Regions from separate parts of the Homo sapiens genome. Here region 2 is linked to region 1. A link is an interaction called in ENCODE POLR2A ChIA-PET data of the cell type or tissue named here. Cell type or tissue: PC-9. All regions are shown on one strand. Links, peaks and the distances in the headings refer to the core of each region. The heading gives the core; the rest is flanking DNA. Region 1 overlaps MMP17 (matrix metallopeptidase 17). Region 2 overlaps SFSWAP (splicing factor SWAP).

Region 1 (12,094 bases), core at 4,572-9,571:
CTACCATATCCGGCTAATTTTGTATTTTTAGTAGAGACAGGGTTTCACCATGTTGGCCAGGCTGGTCTCAAACTCCTGACCTCAAGTGATCCACCCGCCTCAGCCTCCCAAAGTGCCGGGATTACAGGTATGAGCCACTGCATCCGGCCAAAAAAGTGAATTGCATGGGATGTGAATTTTACTACAGTGGAAACGATGCATGGATGTCAGAGCATGTGAAGCGGCAAGGACGATGCTGAGGCCGGGAGGGTCCGGGCGGCAGGGGCAGCACTACTGCAGGGTGTGGTGGGCGGTGTGGAGGGCAGCTGGGGCTGGGTATAAGTGAGGTGACCGCGTCGGCCTCTGATGCACGTGTGCTGTCTCCCCGGGGCACCAGCTCCCAGGACAGGGGCTCTGCCTCACTTCCTGATGTGAACCCAGCAGAGGGGTCCCTGGTGCCTGACTTGGCTACTCTTGGGTTTCCCAGGCAATCTACATACCTCTGGGTGCCTCAGTTTTCTCATCTGTAAAGTGGGGACAGTAGTCCTACCTTATATGGCCACAAAGATCAGATGATTTAAGACGTGCAATGTGATTTGCACAGGCCTGGGACGCCATCAACCCTGCCTGTCGTAACTCCACCAGTGTCTGGGGCGCAGAGGTGGAATTCTGATCTAGGGGCTCTGGGGACGTCAGGGGTGGGCTCTGTGGACAGGCCAGAGCGTCCCAGCTGGCACGGCACCATCCGTGGAGGGAACAGCGGGGAGAGCAAACCCTCCCGGGGGGGCTCTGCTCAGGGGTGCCTGGGGTTTCTGACCCCTCTTCCAGGGGCCCTGTGTCTGGCTTCGGGGAGACACTCACCGTACAGCTGCCAGACGCGCACCTTGTCCTCGTAGGGGAGCCCGTAGCGCAGCGGGTCACCCACCGGGCCCTGGTAGTACGGCCGCATGATGGAGTGTGCAGCGGCCACATGGCTTAACCCAATGGCGTGGCCAAACTCGTGGACAGCCACTGCAAACAGGTCCATCCCGTGGGCATCTGGGGACACAGGGAGCCATGTGAACTAAGGGCAAGAAGGGCCCTGTCCCCGCGGGGAGGGACCAGCAGGCCCCCACCATGCTCTGGGGTGACCATGGGGATGCCTCGATGCCGGCTGCGCCAGAGGGATTCTGCAGGGTTACTGGGAATTAACGCGATTCCCCTGGGGGCTCTGTGGGGCCTGCTGGGCTTCCCAGGCCTGGGGTCTTTGTACCATTCATGGAGCGGCTGATAACCTTTTCTGCATAAGGCCACACAGATAACACCTTGTGCCTGGGGCCTGGGTTACATGGGGCCAGGTGTCGGTCGGATGACCTGAGGCCCAATGCTGTGGGCACTGACCCCTGGCCCCACAAGACGGGCCTGGGCTCCCAGGACTGCATGGTTCCCAAGGCTACAGTCCAGAGGTCAGAACAGCCTCTGCAGAGCTGAGACTTCTGCAGACAACGGGACTTAGCGGGAGTGACACTGAGCCGGGGCCACAGAGGCCTCGCAGGCCTCCTGCTCTGTCAGGTGCTGAGAACGTGATGAGGACAAGCTCGGCTCAGCCAGCGGTGTCCCTGCCCGACAGGCCAGCACCCAGCGAGGTCAGCCGGGCCGAGCACAGATGCTGTGAGATCGGCCTAGTGGGAAATGCCCAGCCGTGCTCAGGAGCAGCCGCGTGTGTTTTCAGCCGCAGGGTTGGGGATGGGGGGGCCATGGCTGCTCCTCAGCCTCACAGGCCGCTGGGGCTCCTGACTCTGCCCTGAGGGCTGCCCCAGACGCACCCGAGGAGCGGAAGGTCCAGGCCTCGTCATCGTCAAAGTGGGTGTCCCCGGCGGTGTGGTGGTGGCCGGGGAAGAAGGCGTGGGCCACGGTGCCGCCGGGGCCGTCGAAGGGGTAGCCGTCGTTATGGTCGGCCTTGGAGAAGTCGATCTGGATGTCGGCGGCGCTGCCCGCCACCTCGTGGAAGTTCAGGGGCGCAATGTCGCTCCAGACCTTGAGGGCGTAGTACATGAGTGCACGCACCGTGTCGTGCCCCAGTGGTGAGTCCCGTGGGAACGTCCGGACCCTGCAGGCAGGGGTCAGCCCAGAGTGAGTCACGGAGAACAGGCCACGTGCCCCAGGCCGAGGTTCCCTGAACGCCCCTCCTCAGCCCGGGGGTGCCCCTATGAGGGTCTCCCCCATCTTCCGCCTTCCTCCCCACGCCAGGAGTCATCCGATGCACTCACGGCGGTTCCAGTAGTTCACTGGGATAGATGACGGAGGGAGGGAAATGAGAGCCCAGGCAGGCTGAGACCCCCAGGCCACAGGCAAACGTCAGCTCCCGCGTGGAGCCATCAGCCCCAGGGCCCTCAACGGTGCGTCCCGTCTGCCCCATCCCCCTGCTCCCCACTGAAGGGGCTCTCTCGGTTCACCAGCCCTCACACTAGCCAGGGCCCATCTGAGATAGTTTTGACTCCGGGGGACAGCAGAAGGTGAGTGGGTCACATAGTGTCCCGCCAAATTCACGTCCATCCGGAACCTTAGAATATGACCTGGTTTGGAAATAGGGTTGGCTGGGTGTGGTGGCTCACACTTGTAACCCCAGCACTTTGGGAGGCCAGGGTGGGCAGATTGCTCGAGCTCAAGAGTTCAAGACCAGCCTGGTCAACATGGCAAAACCCTGTCTTTACTATTTTATTTTTATTTTTTTTCAGACAGAGTCTCACTATGTTTCCCAGGCTGGAGTGCCATGGCACAATCTTGGCTTACTGCAGCCTCCGCCTCCCAGGTTCAAGTGATTCTCCTGCCTCAGCCTCCCGAATAGCAGGGATTACAGGCACACATCACCATACCCAGCTAATTTTTGTATTTTTAGTAGAGACGGGGTCTCACCATGTTGGCCAGGCTGGTCTCGAACTCCTGACCTCAAATGATCCGCCCGCCTTGGCCTCCCAAAGTGCCATGATTACAGGCGTGAGCCACCATGCCCAGCCCTGTCTCTAGTAAAAATACAAAAAATTAGTTGGGCCTGGTGGCTCGTGCCTGTAATCCCACCTACTTGGGAGGCTGAGGCAGGAGAATTGCTTGAACCCAGGAGACAGAGGTTGTAGTGAGCCAAGATTGCAACACCGCCCCCCAGCCTGGGTGAAAGAGACTCTGTGTCAAAAAAAAGAAAAAAATTAGCTGGGTGTGGTCATATGCACCTGCAGTCCCAGCTACTCGGGAGGCGGAGGCAGGAGGATTGCTTGAGCCCAGGATGTCAGGGCCACAGTGAGCTGTGACTGCGCCACTGCACTCCAGCCTGGGTGACGAAGTGAGACCCTGTCTCAAAAAAAAAAAAAGAAATAGGGTCTTTGTGGATGTCATGAGGGGTTGACATGAGGTCACACTGGATCAGGGTGGGCCCTAAATCCGAGGAGCATCCTGGAGACACGGGAGAGGAGGCTGCGCGCGGACAGGGCAGGGTGGAGGCAGAGGCTGGTGATTCCATCGAGGGCTGCCAGCAACTGCACAGCTGGATAGAACCCTGGACAGATGCTCCCTCTACCTCCCCAGGGCACCATCCAGCCTACTCCTTTGCAGGGACTCCTGGCCTCCAGAGTGGGGAGAGAGCTCCTGCTGCTGTCTGAAGTACCCTGGTTTGTGGATATCTACAGCAGGCCCAGACACGGAGACATGGGGGCCCCACTCCTCACCCTGGCCACGCACCCGCCTCCACGGAGACCCCGTTCCCCACCCTGGCCACGCGCCCACCTCCACGGAGACCCTGTTCCTCACCCTGGCCACGCACCCGCCTCCACGGAGACCCCGTTCCCCACCCTGGCCACGCGCCCACCTCCACGGAGACCCCGTTCCTCACCCTGGCCACGCGCCCACCTCCACGGAGGCCCCGCTCCTCACCCTGGCCACACACCCACCTCCACGACAGGTTCCTCTTGTTCCACTTGGTGGGGGCTGGAGCCTGGCGTCTCCTGCGAGCCTGGGTCAGGACAGGGAGGTCTGGCAGGGAGCAGCGTGGGGTTTTCATCAGGGCCAGGGTGGCCTCGTCTGCAGGGAAAGCATGGAGCTCAGAGCCTAGCCCAGCTCACTCCCCACCCTAGGATCCCGAGCATCCGCAAGGGTGGGAGCCCTGACTCTGGCACCAGCCTCCGAGCCGCCCCCTCCTCCCACGTCATCTTTGGGGGACCAGCCCCAGGCTCTGAGCTACACCAGGCCAGGACCCAGGTTCATTCAAGCATAAGACGGGACTGTGCCTGATCAGAGGGGGCATGGCCGACGGGCGCAGACCTGACGGGGGCCACGGCGCTCCCGCTGCCCCCTGGAGAACTGACCCAGGATGCCGGTGGCCTCCAGGCCACCAAACTGCTGCATGGCTGTGATGGCCTTAGACAGCTCCTCTTGCGTCTGCAGCTGCCCTGTTGTGGGGTCAGCCGGGGGCAGGTAACCGAACCTGCTTAGCCACTCCTGAGGGCAGAGAGCAGGGTGAGGGGGTGCAACAGAGGGCCCGGTCCTACCCAGTGAGAAGCCTGCCACGGGCCACCACTGCTTCCGGGCAGGCCCCCTCCCAGCCCCCTATCTGCCCACAAGGCACCTCTTGTCTCTTCCCTGGGCAGCTGCCGGAAAAGTGTCTTAATAAACCTGATGTCCCTGGCCGGGTGCTGTGGCTCACGCCTGTAATCCCAGCAGTTTGGGAGGCCGAGGCAGGCGGATCATGAGGTCAGGAGATGGAGACCATCCTAGCTAATATGGTGAAACCCCGTCTCTACTAAAAATACAAAAAATTAGCCGGGTGTGGTGGCAGGTGCCTGTAGTCCCAGCTACTCGGGAGGCTGAGGCAGGAGAGTGGTGGGAACCCAGGAGGCGGAGCTTGCAGTGAGCCGAGATCGTGCCACTGCACTCCAGCCTGGGCGACAGAGCAAGACTCCATCTAAAAAATGAATAAATAAATAAATCTGATGTCCCTTAGATGGTGTGAGCTTGTGCCGTGCACGACCTGTACAACCACTCATGGCAACCCTGCCCCACCCCACGCCTCCTGAGACCGCAAAATGCTAGGGAACCTTCAAAAGGCTCTTAAATGTGGCCAGTGTCAAATGCAGGCTCTCAGCTGACTTGTGACAGGGAAGTCTAGCATCCAAGGTCTGGGACCCCAGCTGAGAAAGGCTGTGGCTCAGACACCAGTTTAAGGAATTGGGCCATGCTGTACATTCATGGGGGAGATAAGAGCCCAGGCTTGGCCGGTGCTGTGGCTTATGCCTGAGATCCCAGCACTTTGGGAGGCTGAGGCGGGAGGATCGTTTGAGCACAGGAGTTGCAGACTGTGTCTGCAACAGAGCGAGACCCTGTCTCAGAAACAAAAGCCAGGTTCCAGCCAGGCTGCCTAGGTTCAAATCCCACTCAGCCACCTCCCCGCTGTGTGCCTGGGGCAAGGCAGTCCACCCCTCTGGGCTCCTTCCTCAGAGTCCTTGGCAGGCTGGTGATGAGGACGTGAGCCAGGACGTGGAAAATGTTCACACCAGCACCTGGCGCAGGGGACAGCTCTGCTCTGAAGGGCCCACTGGGGTGGGTGCAAGGCTACCCACACCGGAGCTGAGTAGGAGCAGGAATGAGGGCAGCCCTTTAACCTGGGCATAAATCAAGCCCTGGCCCCATGCCCCAGTCATCTCTGCTACCCTGGAGGGGCCCTGGGGACAGGGGGGCCTGGATGCCATCTGTGGGGACCTGGGTGCCATCGTGGGGACCTGGGGATGGCAGGCCTGGGTGCCATCTGTGGGGGCTACCTCCACCCCTAGCTTCAGTTTCTTCAACCGCCAAATGGCGCCTGTGCCCACTTGCAGGCTGCCATGAAGCTGCTGCTCTGCCCTGTGGATACTCGCCAGCCCAGGGAACCACAGCAGGGGTGAGGCGGGCTCCAGAAAGGTACAAGCCAGGGGTGATGTGCTGGGGGCTCTGCCCTGCCTGCAAACCTGTCTTTTTTTTTTTCTCTGGACATTTAGAAAATGCTTGTGAATCGCTATTATTTACCACCTCTCATGTATTCATTGGCCAAATCATATGAAAGTGCCCATTTTTGACCATTTCTGATTTAAAATAAATACTAGTAGTTTCATGTGGCTTAACCTAAAAAAATGCATAAATGAAAAAAACATAACTTTTTAAAGAAATCCTAAAAAAAAAAAAAAGGAAAAAGAAAAAAGAAAATGCTTGTGACTCATTTATGCCACCTGCTGGGCCTCCAGGTTCTGGTCTGCAGGAGCTGGTGATGGGGTGGTCCTGGCCAACCCTCCTGCCCACCAGCAGGCAGTGCTCAGAGGAATGAGGCACCACCATCCTGGAAGTCCCAGGGGCATCAGCAACAGGCCGTGCTGGCCAGGAGGGGCCTCACAAGACACTACATGGGATCTGCACACCCCGAGATCCCCCTTCCAGGAAGCACTGAGTCCTTCCCGGGGCCCCCCTCTGTGCCTTTACCCCCTTTCCAAACCCTACTGACCCAGCCCAGCCCCTCAGCCCCTTGGGGAAGCCAAGAGTGTGTACAGAACTGGGGGCCCCTCCAAAGCTATAGGCACGACAGGACGTCAAAGTGGACGTTCATGACTGGGGTGGGCAGCTTCTCTGGAGGGGCCTTGGGGGTGACAGCCTTGGCCTTGACAAGCTGGCCTCCCACTTCCGCCCTGACCTCCAGGGTGTGGGGATCTTTGGCCCCGAGCATCCGGTCCCACACTACCTTGCACCTGCAGGGTTTACTGAGGGTGTCCCATGATCAGTCACCGCTGTAGGTGCTGGAGATGCCCATCAGCACATTCTGCACTTTTTAGTCCTTTGTTAAGATCACAGCTCAACAGGGCCACTGTGCCTCATGGTTACAATAGCCTGTCACCTCCTCCAGGAAGCACTCTGGAGTTTCCTCACATCATCTATGATATTGGATGATGACCCCCTGCCCCCTCACCAGGGAAGGGTCCACACAGGCAGGTGCCTTTCCCACCCAGGCCAGCTGCTGCCTGGGTTGGGCCAGCAGGTGCTGAGACCCCTTGGGAGGACAACTCACCCCCCAGCCTTCCCGTCTATAAGCTGAGGTCATGGCTGGTAGCTGCACTGAGTGGCCCATTTACTCTGTGGGGTTCACGGTGGCGGTTTGGGGCACCCCCCACTCTGGTCCCCAGGGAGCTGGGCAGCCTGGCCACGAGGCCACATGCATTTCAGGAAAGTGGAGCCGGGCCTGGCAGGCAGCACTCCCAGTGGCTGTGGAATGTTGCCCAATGTTTGGAAGCAGGTGGTTTAGTTGCAGGTGTGAGCGGCCAGCCTGCTTCAACTCATAGAACCAGGGCCCCAGCACCAGCCCGGGACAGGCAGCCCCGCCCATGATAAACAGGCACTGTCGCCTGTGGCCCCAGAGGCACTGGAATTTGAGCATAGAATGGCATCGAATCTTGGGGGGTGGTGGGTCTGTGGGGCAGGGCTGGTGGGTGCCTCCTACCTAACACGAGTTTGTGCTCAGGGGGCTGTGCCCCAAATCTCAGGCTAGGCATCCTGGGAGGGGCCGTCTTGGGGGCTGGAGTGAGAGGGTGGGAACCACTTCCTAGTTTGCCAGGGACACCCCAACAGAACAAGCCTTGCAGGTTTGGGAGCCACCAGCCTTCGGGTGGACACAGGTAGAAGTGGCCACCTGCCCCAGGGGGCCTCCTGAGCCCACGAGGCGCCCTCGCCCAGCCCTGACCTGTCCTGTGCTCCCAGTGTGGGTGGAGGCGCGGCTGTGGGGAGGCCTGAGCCTGCAGGGAAGAGGCGGCAGGCAGCTCACCAGGCAGCTCAGGTCCATCTGGGAGGGGGCGGCTGATTCCTGGCTAGGGCTTGGAAATGTTGACCCAGGCTAATGGGGTGGTGGTGGTGGCAAGGTGGGCTTGTTAGCTAAGGGGAGTAGGGGTTAACCAGGCCTGGAGCACAGTCCTGGGGCAAACCCCCCCACTGCAGCCAGCAGCTCAGGGCAAATGTGGCTGCCCCTCCCCACCCCTCCTCTCCCGCCAGGCCTCTACCCTGACCCACTCCCACCCACAGTGGGTAGGGGGATGCCTGCTGTAGGATGGCCGCTGGGGTGGGGGCCCAGACTCCCCGCTCCAGGTGTCCCCCTCCCTGCCCCCTGCCCCCAGTACCTACAGAGCCTGTGGATCCCACGCAGGCAGGGGGGCGTCTGATCCTGGGAACCTGCTACCTGCCCCCCTCCACGCCCACCCGCCGCCTGGTCCTCCCTCTGCTGTCGCCACGGAGACCGCTGTCTCCAGGGCAACAGAGGCTGTGGCGGGCGGGTGCTGCAGCAGCAGCAGGGTGAACCTTCCAGAAGGCCACTGGGGAGGGGGAGGGGCTGCCGGGAGGAGGGAGGAGGCGGGAGGGGGCTGCCAGGAGCTCCAGGGAGCCCCAACCCACGGCAGCCACCCCCTGGCTGATGCTGATTTCTGGAGCTGCCTAGGAGAGGCGGCCGCTCTCCTGCTCCTCCCATGGGCTGGGCCATTACCAAAGATGGGGACACAGAGGCCAGAGGCAGAGCCCTGCCCTGGGGGGCACAGGCAGGAAGTGGGCACCCACAGCCCCTGACTCTGACGCAGATGCAGGCAGCTGCCCAGGCCCACTCTGGATTCACCGTTCAGCCATGCTTGTTGTCTGACACAATGCGTATCTGTTTCCAGCCTTAAGAGGGCGTAATGCACACAGCACAGAATTCCCTTTGACGGTTTTTAGGGAATTTATGGTTTTTGGGGAGTTTATGGAGTGCAGGCCCCGTCCCCGGGCTTTGGGTTGCACTGATTGGTTGTAACGGCCCCTCCCGCCCAGGGCACCCTGGCTGGCGGGTGCATGTGTGGCCTTGCTGTGCCATGGTGGTGGCGCCTGGGCCTGGCCCCTGCAGATGAATGAGGGCCCGACCCCCATACTCATCTGTGACCCAACCTGCATGGGGCCTGGGGGCAGGGAGAGCAGGTGTCATCAGCCCCATTTTACAGATGAGAAAACTAAGGCTCAGAGAGTGTGGATAACCTGTCCACGGTCACACAGCACACGGTCAGTGATGGAGCTGTGGTGTGGTCCCAGCAACCACGTCTGACCCACTCAGCCATGCGGGGTTCCCCTGCACCGGCCTCCTCTGGGGGCTGACCCTCGGTTGGAGTGACCCCCTTGCTCCAGCCTCTTCCGCAGGGACACTGCCAGATCCCCTGAATCCGTCTGTCTGAGCAACTGGGGAGAGACTGAGACCGCGGGACCCCATCCCACTGCCCACAGGGGAAGACGGGATCGTGAGGAAGATAAATAGCAAACACCTGAACACATACACGCGTCTCAGGCGGTCATTATGTCCTGAACAGTAATAACTGCTCTATTCGATCCTAACAGCCAACAGTTATCCAGCACTACCCAACCATGCCCACGTCATTCGTGCCCATGTCCCTCAGGCACTGCAAGGCTGGGGGTGGTCCCTGCTGGAGGGTGCCTGGCACAAAGCAGGTGCTCACAGGCAACTGAGGGTTAACCTTATGAAGTGGGTGTTCTTATTACTCCCAGTTTACAGATGAGAACACGGAGGCACAGGGAGTTCGGACATGTATCCTCAGCTCAGCCCAGGCTGTTGGCTTCCGGGTCTCCGCCTGTGACCACTGTGCTGTGTGGGGGTGAGGGATGGGCTGGAGGGCTGATGAAATGGGTGCTCAGGGAACATCCTGGGGGACACGGAAGGAGCTGTCCAGGTGATGCGTGGGGCGGTGCTCACATGCTCACGGTGGTGGGGACAGCAAGTGCAAAGGCCCTTTGGCAGGGAAAACACACAGCGCAGAGGAGCGGGTGTGACAGAGTCAGGGGGCGGGGTGGAGAAGGAGGTGGGCCAGATCGCGTGGAGCCCTTGGGGCCAACATGAGGAGGGGACTTGCTTATTACTGCAGGGTCCACAGGGGAAGCCAGGCTCCACACCCCGTCCTGTCCCTGCCGTCCTGTCCCACTCAGACGGTGCCCAGGAGGGCCCGAATCCCAGAGGCGGGTGCCCAGGAGGGCCCGAATCCCAGAGGCGGGTGCCCAGGAGGCTCCCACCCACTGCGTGACAGAAACGCCGCCCTGCATGCGTCTGACACCTGCCCTGCGTCCACAGCCAGGGCAAGCGTCCCACGGGATCTGCTGCCAACAAGGAGGCAAACTCACGCATGCGCAAAGTGCCCCTGGAACCCCCAGGAAGACACTGTGTCAGGGAACACCCTGCAGTGCCCCCAGATCCTCTCCAGCCTTCCCCCTTCCCGTTCCCCCACAAGATCCTCTCCAGCCTTCCCCCTTCCCATCCCCCTCCCGGATCCTCTCCAGCCTTCCCCGTTCCCGTCCCCCCGATCCTCTCCAGCCTTCCCCCTTCCCGTCCCCCCCAGATCCTCTCCAGCCTTCCCCCTTCCCTTCCCCTCCAGATCCTCTCCAGCCTTCCCCCTTCCCGTCCCCCCCAGATCCTCTCCAGCCTTCCCCCTTCCCTTCCCCCCCAGATCCTCTCCAGCCTTCCCCCTTCCCGTCCCCCCCCAGATCCTCTCCAGCCTTCCCCCTTCCCGTCCCCCCCAGATCCTCTCCAGCCTTCCCCCTTCCCTTCCCCCCGCAGATCCTCTCCAGCCTTCCCCCTTCCGGTCCCTCCCCATCCTCTCCAGCCTTCCCCCTTCCCGTCACCCCCCAGATCCTCTCCAGCCTTCCCCCTTCCGGTCCCTCCCCCAGATCCTCTCCAGCCTTCCCCCTTCCCATCTCCCCCCAGATCCTCTCCAGCCTTCCCCCTTCCGGTCCCCCCACGCCGATCCTCTCCAGCCTTCCCCCTTCCCGTCCCCCCCCAGATCCTCTCCAGCCTTCCCCCTTCCTGTCCCTGAACCATCGGAAGCACCTCCGCTGATCGCACGGCAGCCTGTCCTCACTGGCCCCATTGCGCAGACAGGGAGACTGAGGCCCGGCACTTAGTTGGGTGGCAAAGCCCACGTCCAAGGCAAACAACATCCCCGGAGCCATGAAGACGGCTGTCAGAAGGGGACCGCGGAGCAAGGGACAGTCAGACGTCTCTCATGGCGAAATCAGGCCATGGTCTAACCCTCCTGCCTGTCTTGGTTTTGGCTGGGGGTGCTCGCCTGAAGCTCTGGGAGCAGCTGCAGGGTGAGAGGGGACACCCTGGCCCCAGCCAGGGCGATGACAAGGTCCTGAGGGCCAGGAACCCAGAGGCCACCGGCAGAAGCCAGGACATGGAGGGCGGCTGCCACCTGGCACCATCTGGCCCAGCATCCCACAACCTCAGCAGTACCCCCCACCTGCCCCGCCCCACCCCACCTCCTACAGAAGATCAAGGGAGCTGCCACTGTGCCGTGGGCGCGGTGATGACAGCCACAGGCTGTGCTGCCGAGAGGAGAAATGGAGCAGAAACTTTAGAGCAGCTTGTCAAAATCTGCCACCACACAACTGCCACCCAGGACCCAGATCCCGAGACACTCTCGCCGCGAGTCCGGGAAGTTCTGGCCAGAAGCAGGCTGCAGGCCGAGCCTGGCTTAACCAGGTGAATAGACGGGCGGCTCCGGCACAGACACTCCAGATAGCGTGCGAAGCTGCAATCGCACGGCCCACGGTGCCACCGTGCAAAAATAAGGCACGGAGAGCCGCGTCCCATCCGTGCCCAGGAACCAGGGGCGGGAGGGAGGCGGACGCCTGTGGAGACCCTGGGCTGCTCGCTGTATGTCGTACTCAAAACACAGAAAGACAAAAAACTCAGGCCCACAAGGACAAGCAGCCCCGCCAAGGACCCCCGGGGGGACAGTGCGCTCTTTTGTCCCCGCCGGGGGCTCCTGAAAGCCCGGCTCCGCAGCCCAGCAGCCTGAATCCCGGCCTTGTTCACGTGCATACGGGGGGCGCTCCGGGGCGGGCCCTCCCCTCCAGCCCCGGCTCCAGCCCTGCTGGGTGCAGCTCTGTCTGCAGCTCTGAGACAAAGGAGCACTTCTCGTCCCTGGCGCCCAGACCTGAATATCAGTCCACTCCGGGAGCGCCTCCGGCGAGCGGGCGGAGGAGGAGTCCCCGCTCCCGCCCAGATCCCGGCCTCCTCGTCCCTCCCCGCGGGGAAGCCGCCCGCCCCTGGGCC
Region 2 (12,094 bases), core at 4,806-9,805, 51 kb after region 1:
CTTTCTTTCTTTTTGTTTTTTGAGACGGAGTCTTGCACTGTCGCGGGCTGGAACGCAATCTTGGCTCACTGCAACCTCCGCCTCCCGAGTTCAAGTTATTCTCCTGCCTCAGCCTCCCAGGTAGCTGGGATTACAGACGCACACTACCACACCCGGTTAATTTTTTGTACTTATAGTAGAGACAGAGTTTCACTATGTTGGCCAGACTGGTCTCAAACTCCTGACCTCGTGATCCACCTGCCTCAGCCTCCTGAAGTGCTGGGATTACAGATGTGAACCATCGTGCCTGGCCCCTCCTTTCTTGAATGTTAGAATTCACTGGTGAAGCCATCTGGGACTGGAGTTTGGTGGAAAAGTTTCGTTTATTTTTCTTTGAGATAGAGTCTCACTTTGTCACCCAGGCTGGAGTGCAGTGGCACGATCTTGGCTCACTGCAGCCTCCGCCTCCCAGGTTCAAGCAATTCTCCTGCCTCAGCCTCCCGAGTAGCTGGGATTACAGGCACTTGCCACCACACCTAATTTTTATATTTTTAGTAGTGACGGGGTTTCACCATGTTGGCCAGGCTGGTCTTGAACTCCTGACCCCAGGTGATCCACCTGCCTTGGCCTCCTGAAGTGCTGAGATTACAGGTATGAGCCACCGCGCCAGGCCAGGTCTTGCTCTTTAATCCACTCCACAATCACTGCCTTTTAACTAGTCTTTAGTCTTCTTACATTTAATGTAATTATTTTACAGATGGTTTTAAGTCTACAATCTTGTTTTTATTTGTCCCATTTGTTCTTTCCCCCACCTGCCCTTTTCTGCTGTTTCATGAATTTAAGAAAGCATCTAGAATCCTACTTTATATCTGCTATTGGCTTTTTAGCTACATTTTTGTTTTTAGTGGTTGCTCTAGGGAATTAGGTTATGCATCCTTCGCTTAGCAAAGTCTACCTGGAATTAACATTTCATGTATAAAGGCAGATCTTTACTGCAGCAGTGAACTCCCATTCACTCACTCAACAAACAGTTGTCCATGTGCCTCGTGCAGTGTTAAGTACTAGAAACTCAATGGGAAAAACTTGTAACTAATCATTCATTGTATTTGCTACAATAAGATAACCGGGACATCTTGTTGAAGTGTGCTACCAGAAGATTTGGTCAATATTCTTGTGAAAAGCCCTGGATGTGAACTCCTAGGCTCAAGAGATCCACTCAGCCCTCCAAGTAGCTGCGGCTGTAGGTGCCCGCCATTGTGCCTGGCTGAAAAACACTTTTATGACATACTCAAAATAACTTTCATGAATGTTGTTTTATATATTTCCACACTGTACCAAATTTTACTCCTAAAAATTCCTCATACGTCCACATCTGGATTTTCAAATATTCACTAAAAGGAACCAGAGGTCCTTGAAGAAATGGTAGATTCCAGGGCTGGAGCAGGGAAAATGCCCAGTAAACCTGGAACATCTTGTACCAAACGCAAGAATGCAAAGAACTATGGGAGGTGTCAAAAGAACAGAACTGACTTGGAAGGGTTGCCACTGGCCAAACTGGAGACAATGTCACCATCTAATAGAATAATAATAGCAATGGATTATCACACAACAAATAAAAAATCAAAACCAAAAATGCTCCTGAGTCCACGGTGAGATTTAAACAAAGGGGCAGGGTCTTCAGCATAAACACAGAAGGAAGAAGAGAGGGGGAAAGTCACTATTTTGCAGTCAGCAGTGTAAGAACTGATTCAGGCAGGGGTCACCCAGGGATGCTGAGACAAATGAGAAGACAGCTGCTGGGAGCAGGAGAGCCGCGCTGCTTCAGTGTCACCTCCTGGATTCCTCGCTGGTGGGGAGACGAAGGGGCAGATGCAGACTTAATCAAGTGGTCAAACTTAGCATCATGAATGATGGGACAAATGGACACTTCTGTGTGTCCTGATCTGTGATGCAATGGGAAGCTACGCAATGTCGCCTACGCAGCCAAAACATTTGCCCTGAACCCAGCCACGGGGACACAGCAAGACGAAGCCCAACTGTGGGACCATCTATAGTGGAGCTGGCCTGGAATTCTCAGGAATGCCAAGGTCATGAAATACACACACGAACGGAGGAGGGAGGGAGGGGAGTGGATGGGATGGGCGGGATGGGAAGGGGTGAGAGAGAGCAATGTGGCAAAATGTCAGCTCTTGTGGAACTGAGCTACAGATTTTATGCATATGGGTGTTTATTGTACACTTTTTTTTGAAAGAGAGGGTTTCACTCTGTTACCCAGGTGGGGGGTGCAGTGGCTATTCACAGGCACGATCACAGCCCACACTACAGCCTCCAACTCCTGAGCTCAAGTGATCCTGCTATCTTGGCCTCCAAGTGCTGGGATTATAGGTGTGAGCTACTGAATCTGGCCCCATTGTACTATTTTAAAAACTTGCCTATAAGTTAAAAAAGTTTCCAAGTGAGAAGTCAGTGAAAGAATCAGGCAATAATCAGTTTACAGAAATGACCCTTCAGGGCCGGGCATGGTGGTTTATGCCAGCACTTTGGGAGGCTGAGATAGGCAGACTGCTTGAGCTCAGGATTTTGAGACCATCCTGGGCAACATGGCAAAACCCTGTCTCTACTAAAAATACAAAAAATTAGCTGGGCATGGTTCCATGTGCCTGTAGTCTCAGCTACACAGGAGGCTGAGGTGGGAGGACGAGTTGAACCCAGGAGGTTGAGGCCGCAGTGAGCTGAGATTGTGCCACTGCACTCCAGCCAGCGCAATGGGAGTGAGACCCTATCTCAAATAAAAATAAAAAAGAAAAAGAAAAAAAGCAGCAAATCTCGGTAGTGGGCATTTCCCTGGGTTTGGTCTGGTGCTGTCACAGCATTAAAGTGACAGCAACTTGGTAGCTGAATTATGTGCACTAAGCCACAGCAAGGAAGTGGACGCCCGCTCTGAGACAGGGACACGGGCTGGCTGTAGGATTAATATAATGATTGCTAATAAAACATATTCTGTACCAGGCATGGGAGCTCATGTCTGCAATCCCAGTACTTTTGGAGGTTGAGGCAGGTTGATCACTCGAGGCCAGGAGCTTGAGAGCAGCCAGCCAGGCATGGTGGTGACAGCCTGTGGCCCCAGCAACTCAGGAGGCTGAGGTGGGAGGATGGCTTGAGCCCAGGAGGTAGAAGCTGCAGTGAGCTGTGATTACGCCACTGCACTCCAGCCTGGGAAACAGGGTGAGACCCTGTCTCAAAAAAAAAAAACGCCCCCAAAAGAAAACAAAACCAAACCCATATTCTGGATTTATAGACTAACTGGGGGCTTGTAATTAAGAATACAAAATTAACCAGTAATTACACACGTATTCACCTCTATTGAGTTCCTAGTGAATCACAGTTTAACACTCCGCAGACTTTGGTTTGCAGGTTTAATTCCGTCTGTCTGGGCACGGCAGCTCAGGGCTCAGCACTGCACTGAGTCTAACCCTTTGCTTCTCTTGTGTGACCTGTTAGTGCTCGGTGAGAATGTCAGCAGGTCACGCGAGTCTGGCGTCTGAGTGTGCTGGCTGGCCATCAGGACGCTGCTACTTCCAGATACAATCACTACTTGCTCACACGAGGTCTCTCTTAAAGCAAAGGTTAATGTGAAGGCAAAGCAAGGCCTCTTCTGTTGAGACGGAATTAATTTCTAACCATGCCCTTCACATATACCAAAGGTGATGGTGAATTTCTGATGTGAAATTACTTGTTTAAGGGATGGATGCTAACATTTTAATTTTCATCAGATTGTATGAGAGCAGACATGAATGCTCAGTGTAGGATTACTAAGGAACAAAATGTAATTTATAAACAGAGCCAGGTGTACATGAAACATTGCTGGTATCTATCCGCTTTATAGTTCCTTTGCTAATTTTTCTGTTTTAAGAAAAAAATCACATCTTGTCAACGGAGGGAACCGTGGTACTAGGCCAACCGCAGCACGGTCTTCTTGCCCAGGGTGCTGTGGGGAGGACCTGCTGTGGCTCTCTGCCTAGTGTGTGCCTTGTGGCTAGGCAGTGTGGGTGATGGCTGGGACCATCCGTCCCAGGAGCAGGAGGGTCCCAGTGTGTGGGTGATCCTGGCAATGTAAGGCTCGTCCTCTGGAAGGCTCTGGGACCCTGAGTGTCCTGACCCCCATGCACTTAGCAGTGCCGTGTTATGAAGCTCAAGGCTACGATGTGCAATGCTCCATCCTTCTCTGTGTAGCTCCAGACGCAGACACGGTCCACCCACACAGCCAGGAGGCTGCACGAACTCCACATGGGGACACAAAACAAGCTCCTTGTGCTTGGAAAGAGTGGAAATGCACGGCTGCCCCACGCAAGGCACTGGGTGGTGACATCAGTGGGTGAGAACCAGAGGAGGCGCTCGTGAGATGGCACCCCCACGGCCGAGAGGGTAGTGCTCACTGGCGGCACCAATGGAGGTGGCCGTCCACAGCTACTGGAAGCCGGGGTGAGCGGACAGATGGTGGACCTATTTCCTGAAGTGAAAGGTGGAACCTCTACTGAGTGCCAGGCACTGAGTGAGGGGTGAGCCCGTGGCACCCTGGGCTGTCAGAGGCCCTGCCAGGCACCACGGCTGGGGCTTCTACTTGATGAACATGAATGCTAACCTCCCTCCATCTCCTGCTCCAACCAAGACAGGCTCTCCTTAGTGGTCAAGAGGTAAGCGATGGATGCTCCCTGCCCTCTAGGCCCCAACAGGACTCTGTGGCCTCTCCTGGGAGCTCCAGCCTGGGCCGTAGTCACCGTCACACAGCAGCCAGGCAACCACAGTGACTGCCCTTGAGACCAGGAGGCTTTAGGACCGGAAGCTTGCATTTTCCTTCTGTTTGTGCCTTCCTGTCCTCTCCACCAGCAGGTAGAGGGGCAGCAGCTGCATGTGGACCCAGCCGAGGTACCAGCACAGTGGAAAGCTGGACACGAAGCCAGGCCGTGCAGAGCCCCGGTGGGTAAGTGACCCCCGCCCACCAGACACAGGAGCTCAGTGTGATCAAGTGTCAACAGTGATGGCCATGCCACTGGGGGTGGGGGGGTGGTGGGGGACTCAGCACCTCCCTCTGGTCATCCACAGCTCTGCTCACAGATACCCGACCTTCAGACGCCCTTTCCACCCAGGGAAACCTGGCCCACATCCAGCACCTGCGTGCACACCCAGTGGCCTACCTGGAGCGGGTCCGCTTCCTACTGGCCCCAGGGCTGCGGCTCACGCGGTAGGCAGTGGGCACACTCCTCTCTTCCCTCCGTCTCTCAGGGGAGTGGGCTCTCCTCCGAGGGGACCGGGAGCGGGACCTGGACAGGGGAGGAGGCAGTGTTCAGCTCTGTGGCCTGGCTGGCGGGACGTGTCATGCTTCCTACTGCCCTGGCAGAGATCAGGCCCCGTCTGCAGAGGCTGCTCCTCAGGGTGGTGCCTGTGTAGACCCTGAGGCTTCAGAGAACCCCTGCCACACTTCACTACTTTACCGACAACGAACTGAAACCCGAATCCAATCTCAGAGGCAGAGATGGTCTCTCTCCCGTTCCACACACTTATCGCACCAAGGACAAACTTTTAACCAACATGCAACTGGCGTGGAGGCTGGAGCTGCTTCACGTGGTCAATGGCAACCAATTCCCCATGAGCCACGGTCTGAGTATGCAGTTCATGACCACCTCAGGCTGGCGCTTCCTCTTCCTTCCTCCTGCCTCTGCCCATTTTATCTCCCTATACATTTCAGCTCATTGATGTTTCTACCAACATGAGGTAAGAAAAGGCAATCAAACTCCAGCGAGTCATGTCTACCTGTCTGAATACCGGCAGTAAGAAACCCAACGGTAATGAAGCTAGAGGCCTACCTGGAAATTTCTCCTGTTCACACTAATCTTACAGCCTCTCAGCACAGATACTCAGGAACAGGCTGTGGTGCGCTGGCATGAAGCCTGAAACCTTCAATCCAATTTGGAAATGCCAGTCTCACGACAGCTTCAGCTAACTTAAGTTTATGCGATTTCACAGATGCAAAGCCACCCATTAACACTGATTCCTCCTCCTCATGTGCCTGGAAAGGACTCGTCCCTCTCCTGTGGTGACATAATCCACACGCGGCCAAGGACCCTGAGACCCGCGCCCCTCCAGGGGTGATGCTCTTTAGTGGAGGCCCCTTAGCGATGAGTTTGGGACCTTCATTTTAGTTCTTTGTTCATTCAGTAAAGCTACTATTTTGGGAAGACCTGCAATGAGCACAAATCTGGAAAAAAAACACCATTTATTTCCATTTTGTTTCCATGACAACTCATTCAAAAACAATATAAAGAAGAGCGGTTTGATTTTGCCATTTGAAAAAGTTCTACGTTGAATCATTTTCATGACAATAAACCGCAAATGCCACAGGCTGTGCTTCTGCAGATCAGCTCGGGATCACTCAGACCCCGGCATCCTGGAGGGCCAGGAGTGGCTGCCCTTTAACGGACAGAATCGTTTTGATTTTTTCCCAGACCTTTCCTAAGATTTACAGAACAGATGATAAAGGCGAGGTCAGTTAGACACCTTGACGTTTTACCAGGTTTTCCCTCAAAAGAGCTCGCGGAGTCAAATCTGGTGGTGGTCGAGGCTGCCTGATAACTTCCTGGCTCGGCTGCCGCTGTCACTGACGCGCTGCTCTGACAGGGCTCCGCGCGCAGCGTCCCTGGGGAGGCTGTGACTCTGTGACACGGAGGCACACACTTCACATTCAGAATAAAAGGTGCTGGGCTGGGCGCTACCAGAACTCTGAAAAAAGCTCTGCTTATTCAAAGCTATAGCGGCTGGGGAATGCTTACACGTAGAATTCTACAATAAACTCAATAATCAGGAAAAATAAGTTAGTTTTTAAGGCCTGCAAATTCTTAACTTTGAAATACAATACCATTTTGTCATGGCTATTAGTAATAGAATTCTTTAAAGGGAAGTGGCTGTTACCAGTAGATTTTCAAGTTATCTGGGGAAAACGCCCATCTTAGAACGAGGGGCTACATACCATTAGACAATTCTCTAAGTTTGACTTTAGCTAAAGAAGCTTTAATGCTTTTTATTCTGTTAATTAGGCTTCTCATATTGACCCCACAACATGGTGCAAGAAACAGGAGTTCCATTTAATAAGCAAATCATCCGTATAATGTGACCAGGGGCCTTCTTAAAGATGAAATGGTCTGAATTAAACACTTGCAAGCATAACGTGACTCACAGTTTTTTTTTTTCCTCAAAAAAGCATAATGGTTTGCTTTCAAATAGAAACATAATGAGACTTTTTTCAATGATAACAGTCCAGAAATTTTATCTGAATGACAGTGGTCATATTCATAAATAGCCTCTTTTCTCCAACATTTAACCATTTCATCTACTCCACTTCCTCCATTCACGTCTCTACCCACGGCCTTTCTGTCACGGAATTCTCTGTGCAGATGACTCAGCATCAAGGTCTGGGCTCTACCAGCAGCTCCCGGGGCTGAATTTTCCTCAAGTTGAAACTGGATCTGATTTCACCTGCAATTCCTCCTCGTGTCCCAGCCCGGTGACAGCCACTGCAGCTCCCCTCCTTCCTGGACTGCTCAGTGCAGACACCCTCTGGTCTTATCTGTGTTTGGCTACAATTCACTTTGATTCACTTTGCAAGGGATGGAACGACGGTCCTCACCTTGGCATGATCAACACTACCACTTGGGGAACTGCAAGCATCTGGTTTCCCCCTTTAAGGGGCAGGATTAGGAGATGAGTCATCGCTTTTACGGATTTGCTATGCAATTTATTGTGGGTAAAAAGGGCAGTGAGGAGCCACAACTTTCAACCTAAAATAGAAACCCAGTGTGGCCTGAGTCCCTTCTGAATGCTAAACAAGACTCCTAAGAAAAGTCTTCCAAATCCCCAGTCTCCTTCACCAACCCCAAGTATTTAGGGAGCTAATTTCTACAAAGAATTATATATATATATATATATATATATATATAAAATGTTTTTTTTTGAGACGGAGTCTCACTCTGTTGCCCAGGATGGAGTGCAGTGGCGCGATCTTGGCTCACTGCAAGCACCGCCTCCCGGGTTCACGCCATTCTCCTGCCTCAGCTTCCTGAGCAGCTGGGACTATAGGCACCACCACGCCCGGCTAATTTTTTGTATTTTTAGTAGAGACGGGGTTTCACCGTGTTAGCCAGGATGGTCTCAACCTCATGATCCGTCTGCCTCAGCCTCCCAAAGTGCTGGGATTATAGGCGTGGGCCACCACGCCCGGCCAGAAATATATTTTTATCATATAGCTCTCTATACTGGAAGATATCTTAAAATGACAACATTCAAAGATCTATCTAGAACTCCCAGAAGCCCAGGCTAACTCTGAAGATGCATTTAGATAACTAAATGAACACAAGAGACTATCTTAGCAAAAGTTTTAAAAATAAACTTAGTTTCAAGCTGATACTTATTAAAATTTAATTTCAGGTTGTAAATGAACTACATGAGTACTTCTTCATTCCATTAACATAGAGAACCAGATACAATATCAAAATACAAATGAAAACAGACAATAAAAGTATTTTACTTTAATCTTTTTTTTTTTTTTTTTTTAGACGGAGTCTTGCTCTATTGCCCAGGCTGGAGAGCAGTGACACGATCTTGGCTCACTGCAATCTCCACCTCCCGGGTTCAAGCAATTCTCCTGCCTCAGCCTCCCGAGTAGCTGGGATTATAGGCGCACACCAACACGCCTGGCTGATTTTTGTATTTTTAGTAGAGATGGGGTTTTACCATGTTGGCCAGGCTGGCCTTAAACTCCTGACCTCAGGTGATCCACCTGCATCAGCCTCCTTAAGAGCCGGGATTATAGGCGTGAGCCACCGTGCCAGCCTCAATGTTGATGTAAAAGACACTAAATACTACCTTGTCGTAACTAGTATACTTTTTGAGAAGCAACATAGTGATTTTCCAAAACTAAAGATTCTTCCATGACTAATTTGCCTTTGGAGATCCAGAGTCGCCCATAACTTAGACATACTAAATACATGGGACTTCAACCACAGGAACAGTATAGCCATTAAATAAATATTCGTTGTGCTGTAAGAAGGCTTTCTAATCTTAACTTTCTGTATTTTATATAGAATTTTAGTAATTTAATATATAAAACAAAATACATTCCATGTAGCATCCTACCCAATTAGAAATATTAACAACTGCGGTATTCTACTGTGGGCTGGCAGCAGTCATGAAAAATGATCAATTAGGTCTGTTCAGGCCCAAGTGACAAGTCCGATCCATTCTGAGTGGAGGCTGCGTTTGTAACAGTTTATTCTATCTGATAACAACAGCATTAACACTTTCAATATTTTGGTTAAAATTTAGTTATCTTTTATACTCCAATAATTCATATTACTGAGGAGATCACCACCCCTCCCATTTCTAACTTGCATTTTAAAGCCACTTGGATCCCTGGAAATGATTATTGCTGGCAGAGCTTGGATGGAGGAGGCAGGTTTGCAGCCAGTTTAGAAAAATGCAATCCTACTAAATAAAACACGCACTCACTGTTCCCAGAAGAGCTGAGGCAGAATTCCACAAGAAAAGGTTATGGTGAGAAACCACCAGCTTCTTCTTCTTCTTGTTCTTTTGTCATAGAGAATATGTTGATCAGGCTAGATTCGATCTCCTGGGCTCAAGGAATCCTCCTGCCTCTGCCTCCCAAGCATCTGGGGCTTGACTAGCTTGTTTAACTTATGTCCTCAGACTCCAGAGACCACGGCACTGCCGGTCTCTGCACCCAGCTATGCCCTTGGCCCTGTGGAGGGGAACCAATGCCAGGGGCCAGCACCCACGGTAGAACTTGCTAGACAATCCAACACCTGGAAGGTTTTGTTTTATAATATTATTTTCATTTTATAATAAGCTTGCACTTTGCCTTCATATTTTGTCTCAGTTGCAAAATCAAATGCTTTTAAATCCCTTATTTAACTAAAATTAACTAGAAGTATGTAGATACTACCTCCTTGGCCATGGAGACTAATTAAAAATTGGAGTGTTCTGGAAACACTTTGCTCTGCTGACGCTGTAAAGTGTTTTAAACGTAGGTCGGATTAAAATTGGTAGCCTACCATCACGGTGGAAACCACACTCAGGTAACTTTTACCTTAATTTTTTCTTTTAACTGAAAGTTACAAACAAATGAGTAGGATTTTGCTTCTTGGACTTGTCAGCAGTGAATATATAAAAATAATATAGGCCGGGCGCGGTGGCTCACGCCTGTAATCCCAGCACTTTGGGAGGCCGAGGCGGGTGGATCATGAGGTCAGGAGATCGAGACCATCCTGGCTAACACGGTGAAACCCCGTCTCTACTAAAAATACAAAAAATTAGCCGGGCGAGGTGGCGGGCGCCTGTAGTCCCAGCTACTCGGGAGGCTGAGACAGGAGAATGGTGTGAACCCGGGAGGCAGAGCTTGCAGTGAGCAGAGATCGCGCCACTGCACTCCAGCCTAGGCGACAGCGAGACTCTGTCTCAAAAAAAAAAAAAAAAAAAAAAATAATAAGATATATTTGCATATGTGAAGTAATATGTAACTAAAGCTATTCTAAATTATTCAAAAATATGTAACTCTAAATCGATTCTAAAATAAATCATTCAAATAATATGTAAAATGACCTTTTCTACTATAGACCAGTCAACAAAAAGGATGTACAACTTAGAAACCTGAAATTCCAAGTGTTAGGTGAAGCCTTTCAGCTCTGAATATGCCAATGTGGGAAAAGCTGGGGGCCACGGCATCACCTGTCTTTAGAGGTGAATGGTAGGATACCCGGAAATATCAGACATCACATCCGCTGTGTTTGCAAAAACTCCCCACATGAAAGCTGAGCTAATTTCTTACGCTAAAGAAACACCATGAACAGCTCTTACAATGATCGGTCCCCCAAGGTTTGGGATTTAGGAAGGAATTATGCTTCCTTTTGAGCCTGTAGAAAAGGAAAATTGGGAAGAATTTTACTGAATGTGGTTACTAGGAGGGCTTGTTTATGCCTATCTTCAGCTATGTAATGTCGTAAGAAACATATTCAAGTGGGAAATTTTTTATTTTAATCATTTAATTGCATTTAGAGGCAAGGTCTCGCTCTGTCACCCAGGCTGGAGTGCAGTGGCGTGATCATAGCTCACTGCAGCCTCAAACTCCTGAGCTCAGCTCAAGCAATCCTTCCACCTCAGACTCTACGCTTGAGCTCAGGAGTTCAAAGCATCCACTGCCATGCCTGGCTAATTAAAAAAAAATATTTTGTAGAGATAGGTTTTCACTATGTTGCCAAAGCTAGTCTTGAACTCCAGGCCTCAAAGTGATCCTCTCATCTTGGCTTCCCAAAGCACTGGAATTTCAGGTGTGAGCCATTGTGCCTGGCCTCAAATGAGAAATTTTTAAAAAGCTTCGATATACAATACAAGTTCCTGGGAGCCTTCAAAAATTGAAGATATATTAGCAAAACTGTTCATTTGATTAGAAAATAGCAAGGTTTCTTTTTTGCGTGTATAAGGGTATGAAGTGATGAAACGTTTAAAACACTCGCAAAAATGTAGAGTGAAAGATCAAATTGATTTATCATGGAGTCAAATCCAATTTCACTGCAGAGGAGTGTAAATGCTTGTCAAACTTTAAGTGTTGGCCAGGGTAAAAATAAGGAAAGCAGGCTGGGCACAGTGGCTCACGCCTGTAACCCCAGCACTGTGGGAGGCTGAGGTGGGTGGGTCACCTGAGGTCAGGAGTTCGAGACCAGCCTGGCCAACATGGTGAAACCCAATCTCTACTAAAAAAACAAAATTAGCTGGGCGTGGTGGCACATGCCTGTAATCCCAGCTACTTGGGAGGCTGAGGCAGAAGAATCACTTGAACCTGGGAGGCAGAGGTTGCAGTGAGCCAAGATCGTGCCATTGCACTCCCACCTGGGAAACAAGAGCAAAAACTCCGTCTCTAAATAAATAAATGAATAAATAAATAAATAAGTAAAGAAAGCAAGCATATTGTTTTTAGGATATATTCAGAGAGGCAAATGTGTAAAATTACACTTAAAAAGCCCGTAAAGCTCCCAAGGCATGTGTATTTTTC

Evidence for each region. ChIA-PET counts read pairs that join two places held together with the same protein. Peaks named below come from ENCODE experiments on the same cell type or tissue, not always from the same donor. Only the 100,000 strongest peaks of a DNase experiment are listed, where the experiment ranks them.
Region 2: POLR2A ChIA-PET joins it to region 1 with 6 read pairs; 7 of 35 experiments call an interaction of 5 or more read pairs at or near these places.

Annotation. Positions count from the first base shown.
Region 1 is chr12:131,830,547-131,842,640 of GRCh38, reverse strand. It overlaps MMP17 (matrix metallopeptidase 17), which reads right to left. Exons shown (of 10, transcript NM_016155.7): 2 at 4,314-4,446; 3 at 3,900-4,029; 4 at 1,785-2,068; 5 at 841-1,017. Among named protein-coding and RNA genes, the nearest start is that of MMP17, 8.2 kb to the right of the region's middle. RefSeq lists enhancers at 9,470-10,079, 11,912-12,094 and a silencer at 12,005-12,094. In PC-9, for the core only: CTCF peaks have their summits at 6,247 (motif pointing left), 8,505 and 8,711; a DNase peak (open chromatin) is centred at 7,296; H3K4me3 peaks cover 235 bases.
Region 2 is chr12:131,779,669-131,791,762 of GRCh38, reverse strand. It overlaps SFSWAP (splicing factor SWAP), which reads right to left. Exons shown (of 18, transcript NM_004592.4): 15 at 5,175-5,300. Among named protein-coding and RNA genes, the nearest start is that of MMP17, 43 kb to the left of the region's middle. RefSeq lists enhancers at 3,901-4,401, 5,857-7,056. In PC-9, for the core only: no CTCF peak of the experiment used is centred there; a DNase peak (open chromatin) is centred at 7,582; H3K4me3 peaks cover 1,525 bases; H3K27ac peaks cover 2,592 bases.